Regions from separate parts of the Homo sapiens genome. Here regions 1 and 2 are each linked to region 3. The links are chromatin loops, found by intact Hi-C in ENCODE. Cell type or tissue: IMR-90. All regions are shown on one strand.

The links. A loop is a pair of places that touch in the nucleus more often than their neighbours do. Peaks named below come from ENCODE experiments on the same cell type or tissue, not always from the same donor. Only the 100,000 strongest peaks of a DNase experiment are listed, where the experiment ranks them.
Region 1: a loop joins it to region 3, with 6 times the contacts of the local background. A loop is called at or near these places in 68 of 110 quality-filtered maps.
Region 2: it touches region 3 in a loop (3-fold over the local background); 5 of 110 quality-filtered maps call a loop at or near these places.

What each region holds. Positions count from the first base shown.
Region 1 is chr7:121,106,773-121,109,272 of GRCh38, forward strand. The region is part of intron 7 of CPED1 (cadherin like and PC-esterase domain containing 1); the gene reads left to right. Among named protein-coding and RNA genes, the nearest start is that of CPED1, 120 kb to the left of the region's middle. RefSeq lists a silencer at 1,253-1,302. In IMR-90, a CTCF peak has its summit at 1,334 (motif pointing left); a DNase peak (open chromatin) is centred at 1,339.
Region 2 is chr7:121,336,390-121,338,889 of GRCh38, forward strand. WNT16 (Wnt family member 16) reads left to right here. Exons shown (of 4, transcript NM_057168.2): 4 at 2,492-2,500. Among named protein-coding and RNA genes, the nearest start is that of WNT16, 8.6 kb to the left of the region's middle. In IMR-90, a CTCF peak has its summit at 1,249; no DNase peak of the experiment used is centred here.
Region 3 is chr7:120,805,139-120,807,638 of GRCh38, forward strand. It overlaps TSPAN12 (tetraspanin 12), which reads right to left. Exons shown (of 8, transcript NM_012338.4): 7 at 1,411-1,554. Among named protein-coding and RNA genes, the nearest start is that of TSPAN12, 52 kb to the right of the region's middle. RefSeq lists a silencer at 916-965. In IMR-90, a CTCF peak has its summit at 946 (motif pointing right); a DNase peak (open chromatin) is centred at 953; H3K27ac peaks cover 161 bases.

The DNA of each region.
Region 1 (2,500 bases), 300 kb after region 3:
AAGTGTATTGCCCGTGAACTTCACAGAAGCTCTTAAAAATTAATCTCTGCGGGCTCTTCCTCTTTCTGCCGTTGCCCAGCACAGTAATGTCACTCTGATTTCTGTTACACCTTGCCGATAACAAGTTTATAAAATAAACAAGTGTTTAGAGTAAAAACCAAGCCTGGGAAAAGAGGTCTAGTGTAAGCAATCTTTCAAAGCACTTTAAGCGTCCATAGAGAGCAGCACCATCTTAATTTTTTAGTTTCTTATTATTTCTTTAATAGATGAGCCAGCTAAGCCGTAGAGATGTTCGAAGACAGAACAGCTGTATTCCCTTTCTTCACTACCCTCATGCAAGAAAGGATTGTTAAGATGGATCTTTGGGAAATGGACCATGAATTAAGGCAAAACTCCCTGCAATCTTCCTAAATGTTTTCATTTCTGTACAGACACCTAGAGAGTTATTGAATTTAATTTTATAAATCTTTATCCCTAAGACTTTAACAACAAGGCTTAACTTTTTCATCACTGTGGTAATGTTAAATATCTTCTGATGACAGGAAAATATATTGGAAGGAAAAAATCACATGAAGTCAGCAAACAGGAGAACAAAAACCAAGAGGAAAAATCTACTTGCCTAAATCTTTTTGAAATCCTTAAAAGAAGAGAGTTTGCTTATTCTTTATTTATGTAGGAAACAAATCTTCAGTGCCTGGCATAGTAGCTAATATTCAGCCGATTCAGGGAGAGAGAAATGAATTAGAATAGAGACTCCACTCATCAAATTGCTGAAAAGAATAATTAGTAATAAAAATAACTCCTTTACAAAGTGGTATGTGGGTGCAAAGTAATAACAGTGAAAATAATGGCAGTAATTGTCTCCAAAAATTAATCGCTTTAATGCTTAAGTTTATTACAGAATATTTACTCAGTGGGGAAGTTAAATGATTTTTACACTTTTACTTTGGGTATAGAAAAAAAGTAAGTTTTTACCAGTACGTTTTGAAACTTATTAAATGTATATCATTTTTGAGATTTTTATTAACAATATCCTTTATTCCTTGAGATCTGTCTCAAAGGCTGACAAATTCTAAATATAAAATATCCTCAAATGTGCCAACTAGGTAAAACTGATTTGTCTGCTGAAGGAAGACAGGCTTTTGCTCCCTTCAGGAGAAAATCTGACTTGCATTTGTCTTATGTGATTTATTCATTGTAAGTTTAAAATGAAATACAGCCTTTTTCCTTCCATATATTAAAATGTGGTTTCAAATTTAGAAGAAACAGCAATCTTTTTTCACTAAGGAAGCCTACATAGCAGTGAGATGGAGCAAAACAATTACTGTATTGCCCCCTAGTGGTCTTTTTTGCTATTGTACAAATAGTCTGAGCTGTCCAATGGCAAGAGGAAAAAAGGCAAAAATGCTTAGCAAAGCATGGAGCATTTTTCCCCCATTGGATTAAACATATTTATTTTAAAAAAGTTATTTTATAACCCATACTTACAGTAAGAAAGCTGTGCTTTTAAGTAGATTGCGAATGATGATAATTCCTCACTACAATTTAAATTACCTAGGCCACACAATTATTTGGAATGATTTCAGCATTTGCCAGCCACTGGACATTGTTTTTTCACTTAAGAACACTTTGTAAAATTTAATATGCAGTGCTATTAAAGAATGATATCCCTCAGATGACTATATGTTAAGAAAATTCATTCTTCCAGCTCAAATTCATATCATAAAATATAATAATCTTAATTTTTTTCTATGGAAAAGTTAAGCCTATTAGTCATAAACTTGTGAGTATACATTTAAGTGAAGAAATGTACATTTTGTAATGTTTTTTTCATATAAGGAAATTCAATGATATTTTCTAGAGCTCTTTCTCCTCAAGGAATTTACTTGAGAGTGGTATAAATATGCAAAGTACACAAATATAGGATATTTTTATGGAATATGGAATACTGACTTAGAAGAAATGACTTATAAACATGCTATACTGTCTTATGTGTAGATCATACAAAATATGTCAGGGATGTTGGACTGATTTCCATAAAACTCTAGTCTAAGCCAGTCACCACAAGCTCAAAAACACCACCCTGTCCCATTGCCCAAAAATTAAGACCTAAACTTTTTTCCTTGGAAAAACAACAACAACAAAAAAGATTTTGCAACACATAGTTTTAAACTTACTACACAATACCAGTTTTAAAATTACTGTACAGTTAGAGCTGGCATTTTATACTTAACATGTAAGACTGCACTACTGTACCCATGAATCTTTTGTGTTACTTCTATTTGATTACAACCTGAGCCTCAAATCTGCTGTTAACTGGAATTCCTTTAAATTATCTAAATGACCTGATATTATGATATAGAACTGAAAATTTGTGTTTTATTTCTCTGAGTGCTACTGAGGCAGCAGAAATGGATTCTCTCCCAGGACTCTTCAGATATATTTTGTATTCTCTACCTTCTGCAACATAAAGACGTATTTCATTGCTTTTGTTAGATCT
Region 2 (2,500 bases), 530 kb after region 3:
ACTGAAAAATTATAAATTCCATGTATGTATTCAAAAGGGCTAATTTTCTAGGAGGGAAATCTTTCTATAATTTCAATACAAATTCAGCAGGTGATGTAATTGAATTTGAAAATCAGTCTCTCTTTTTATCCTTCATCGTGTTGTAGTGCATAACTTTCATAGAGTAACACTATTGTGGACGGGGCTAAAACTGAGGAGTTGAAAGAGAGAGCCCAGCCGGCTCAAAACAATACCATTAACCTCTTAGCAGTGACATGTGTTTAAGAAGGTGGTTTTTATTACTCCCTCTTGATTCAGTTTACCAACAGAGGATGAGATAAAAGTGTTCAAGTGAGCTGGACCAATTACTCAATAAGTATTTGATGAGCGTCTACTTTGTCCCTCATGCTGTGCAAATTGGCAACATCTTACATGATGTCTGAAGTGACTAATAAAAGAAAAAATCGGCTCCTCAGTCATGATCCAGGGGAGAAACAGCTTTAAGTCACTAAGTGATGACTGTAAAGAAGGCTGATCAGCTTAAACATGGAAACATACATTGTTATGTTTTTAGTGTTCTTTGGACAGTTATGTTTTGTTATTACCCAGCACTGATTGAGCTTTTTCTCGTAAACTTTGGGAGCTTAAAATTTGAACAAAGTAGGCAGATCACATTTATTTGCCTGGAAATGTTTTAAAGAATTGAGGGTTTTGTGAATATGAAATGCCATAAATTTAAAGAAATAAGCTTCTGTGACATACTTTATAAATTGCTGTCATATAATCGCAGGACACCTTTTGCCCTGGGTTAAGAAGAAATAGATACATCTATTAGTTTCTTAGTTTTGTGAATTCAAAAAAAGCAAATGTGCCATATGCACTACTAAGAAATATCAAGCATTGCATAAATCAATACCATATGCTCTTATTTAAGGTTGCAAATGTTATTATTTGTGTGCAATATTGTCTCATTAGATAGTTCAGACATTTTTAAAATTTGTTTGAAAACATAACATTCTGCAAACGTGTCAATGTCAGGTTTGGTACAAAACAGCAAAGTGTAGACCCCTGTCATTTTATTGTTTTCATAAGAATTGTAAGTGGAATTTAAACTGTGAGGTTTTTCCTTTCTTTGGTGAGATTACACACATAATTTCCAAGTTATTGAATGGATGGATCCATCTTTCATTTTACCCAGCATGTTGACAGAACGTCAACTCCACAGCTAGCCCTGACGATTTATTAATCTGTTCTGCCATCGTCTGGGGATTGAAGGAAGCTATGCTGGCTAGCCTGGTATGTAAGAGATTAGAGCCCTAAACTTTTGAAATCTCTATATTGTTTTTGCACCCCTAGCCTTACTGGAAATGTTTATCTCAACTCTAACTGTACCTTCTTTTTCAGAGAAAGGGGCTTTTATTTAGACCTTAGTGTGTGTCAGGCAGTGGACTATTACAAATATATGTAGTTTCATTTAACTTCTTAGTCTGTTTAAACTGAACTTAGCACTTAGAATTGAAAAAATTACATAAACATTATCCCCTTTGTATTTTCCATGCTAGGATAATGCTACTGATTCATCAAGGATAGGGCATGTGTTTTGAATTAATTTTCCAGAAAAGGAGAATTTGCTGGGGGGAGCCACCATACTGTAGCCCCTTCTCCTTTTGACCAACTAAACCAGATTTGTCATAGTTTCTCATGTGGCCTGGAACCAGGGGATAGCATAGTTCACCACCTCCACCCCTCCCTTTGTATGTGACTGACTTTTATAGTGATCAAACTTGAGAACTCTCAATTGAATCAATACGTCTCATCCCTGGATGCTCATTAAAATAATCTCAGCGGCTTTGTGAAAGTACCATGGCCTGGACACCCCACCCCCTGCCCGACCAGTGAAATCAGAATCTGAGAGGTTTGAGCATTGGTTATTTGTAAAGTTCCATGATGTTTCTATGCACCATGAGAGCTAAGGGTAACTTCTCTCTCAGTGCTTCTCAAATTTTAATGACAATCTTGTTAAAAATGCAGCTTTTGGTTCTGTAGGTCTGGAGTGGGGCCTGAGAGTCTGCATATCTCACAAGTGATGCTGGTGTTGCTGGTCCCTGAGCTGTATTCTGAGTAACGAGGTGTTGAATGGTATCAGGAACATACAGGCATGCATAAGCATCCTACCACATTCAAAATTAGACCGGGGATTAGAAATAGAAGTAATTTCCTTTTGTTATCGCAGATAATCTCCAATAATATTAGTCTGGTCCACTACTTTAAGTACAGCTTGGAAAGCTTTGCTCTGAAGGGTCAAGAAATTTGGACAAAACATTTGGGACAAAAACCAAAGGACGAAACATTTGAAGCCTACGCAATTTTAAAGATTATTTACGTTCAAAACCATCATTTTTATTCAAGAGGAAATAGACCCAGAAAGTTAATTGATTAGATTAACTGTGCTTCTGTTGTTGAGTAAAACACTTTATGATTGATAGTTGAACACAATTACTGTTGGTTTCAGGCTGTCGCC
Region 3 (2,500 bases):
GGCATGCCTTCAGAGCCCAAAGCACTTTATTTTGGATATCCTTAAATGGTGACATATTCTTGTCTTCTGAGATATGAGTAACAGCCCAGAGTTACTCATATCTATGAATATAATGGATCACTTGTATAGGTAGTACAGCATTCTTTTAATTAATTACAACATCCAAATTAATTAATTTACAATATAAATTGACTGCCCATCTCAACAACTGCCTTTGGCAGAGAGTCTAAAAGATGTTTTGAATGGTAGTATTCTTAGGAATAAAAAGCATAACCTCCTAAGATAACCACCTTGAAATATATCAAAATGCAGGTGTTATAAATCCTGTTGCTTTGTTTTAAATTTTCATTCTTTATAGCCCTACTATATATACATGAGTTATATTATGAATAGTGTGAGCAGTGCCTTGTGATACCAGGTACTTGACAAGAGGTGTATGTGGGGAATGATCCCAACCCCTTAGCCTAAGCAGTTTCCTTTCTATCTGATTCACATTTTACATTTCCATTCTAGATAAAGACTGCCTAACAAAACTTTATGTGATGATAGAAATGTCTTACATCTGCATTGTCCAGGACAGGGGCCACTAGTCACAAGTGGCAGTTGAGCACTTGAGATGTAGCTAGTGCAACAGAGGAACAGATATTTTAATTTTAATTAATTTTAATTCAAATGGCCACACGTAGCTATTTGGCTGCTGTAGAGGACAGTGCAGTCTTAGATTTTAATCTGAAAATAGAATTTTACTGCTAACAAAGTCTGAAAATAATCAGTAAAAATGAATGAATAGGAAAACTTCTGCTAAAATGGAGTAATTGATTATTCTGATCAATTCTCCCAGAAAACACAAGTATGTAAATTTCCTGGCCACATGAGGATTGACTTTACCGCCACTGAGCATAAAACTTAATCAGTGAACTAAAACTGACATCACTAATCATTAGCCAGCAGGGGGAGCTGGAGAGTAGCATGGTAGCATTTTCTTTGGAGAGGTTCTTTTTTTTCCCCTTCTATGTGTTGGTGGTCTATGTGGAGGCTCTTAAAATACGTATTCTGTCCAGGAACTCCAAACCCTCTGCTTCTTGCACATCCAGTGTTAGCTACATACTCTGCCTGTGTCTGTTTCAAAGGATCCCCAAGCAGTAGGAACTTGATTCAAAACAAAACAGTTCAAAATCCAATTAATTACAAAACCTGGTCTTTCCCACTTCCCTTTATTAAAATGTGATTAATGTTTAGATTTTTATATTGTTTTTTAGCTTTCTTCTGCTTCTCCCCATATTAGAGAAAAATTTTAAGGCCTTTTACATTTAGACAGAGAAGGAAAATTTCATTGGCATATTGTTGATTCTTTAAAGTTATTCCTAAGAAAACATTTATCCATAATAAATTAACCATATATGGCCTCACCTCTTGATAAAGGTCACTGAGATCTTCCTGGTGGGCCTGTTTGGAACATCCTGGGAATTCTCTAACACAGCAGGAATCTGGGGGCCAGTCCATCTCTGTCATTTCCAACCAGTCAGTGAAATATACTACTCCACAGCACTTAAACTGCAAAAAAAATCACTAGTCAGCCTCAGAAACCACAAAAATATTTTCTTAACTTATAGGAGATTAAACATCAGTTTTTTAAAATTTTTGTACCCAGAGCTATATCTGTCATCACCTAATGATATATGTACAGTCTATGTTGATGATAGAAATGTAGTAAAGGAACACCATGGCTAACGATTGCATAATGGAAGTATTCTGAGTAATAATGCCCATAACACATAAAAACAAATCAGGCATGACTGAGACTCACTCCCTAACTGTAAGCTCATCTACAAGTGACTATACATAGCAACAGATTGAACATACACACTAACAAACCCAAGTAGGTGACACTTTAATCATTAAACCTCTAACCACCAAAGGCCAGTTAATCAAATTTTTCTATTGCCCAACATATTCAAATATTATATTAAAAGTTTCTGTAATCTTTGTAAAAACATGTGTTGACCAAAGCCCACATCACAAAAAGTTAGCAGACATCGATTCCTTAGCTAGTAAAATATCCAAAAACTTTAAGAAATAAACATAGGTCTGGCCAACTGGTGTTTATTCAACTGAGTAAGATTCTTGAAATAAATGTTCATATTCTATTACCATAATCTCAGAAGAAATGGTGTGTGTGCCTTTAGCTTGAATAAAATTGGATTTAAGAAAAACTATACTGACATTTTTACTTTTTTATCTTATTTCTCCAAAGATTAGCAAAAACTGTCTCTGATCAAGGTTTGGAAACACTGCTTAAGGACCTCTATAGATTAGATTCAGAACAATTAACTATGATGAATAATTTTCTGTCCTTGAGTGGAGAAGGAGGTTGCTCTTTCCCCTCTAGCCAGAAACAAGGACTATGGGCAGTCACTGAGAACTTTGCCAAGAGTGACTGGCTATGCAAATTATGCAGTCCAACAGATCAATCTATGTCCAGGTTTGACATTGCATCATA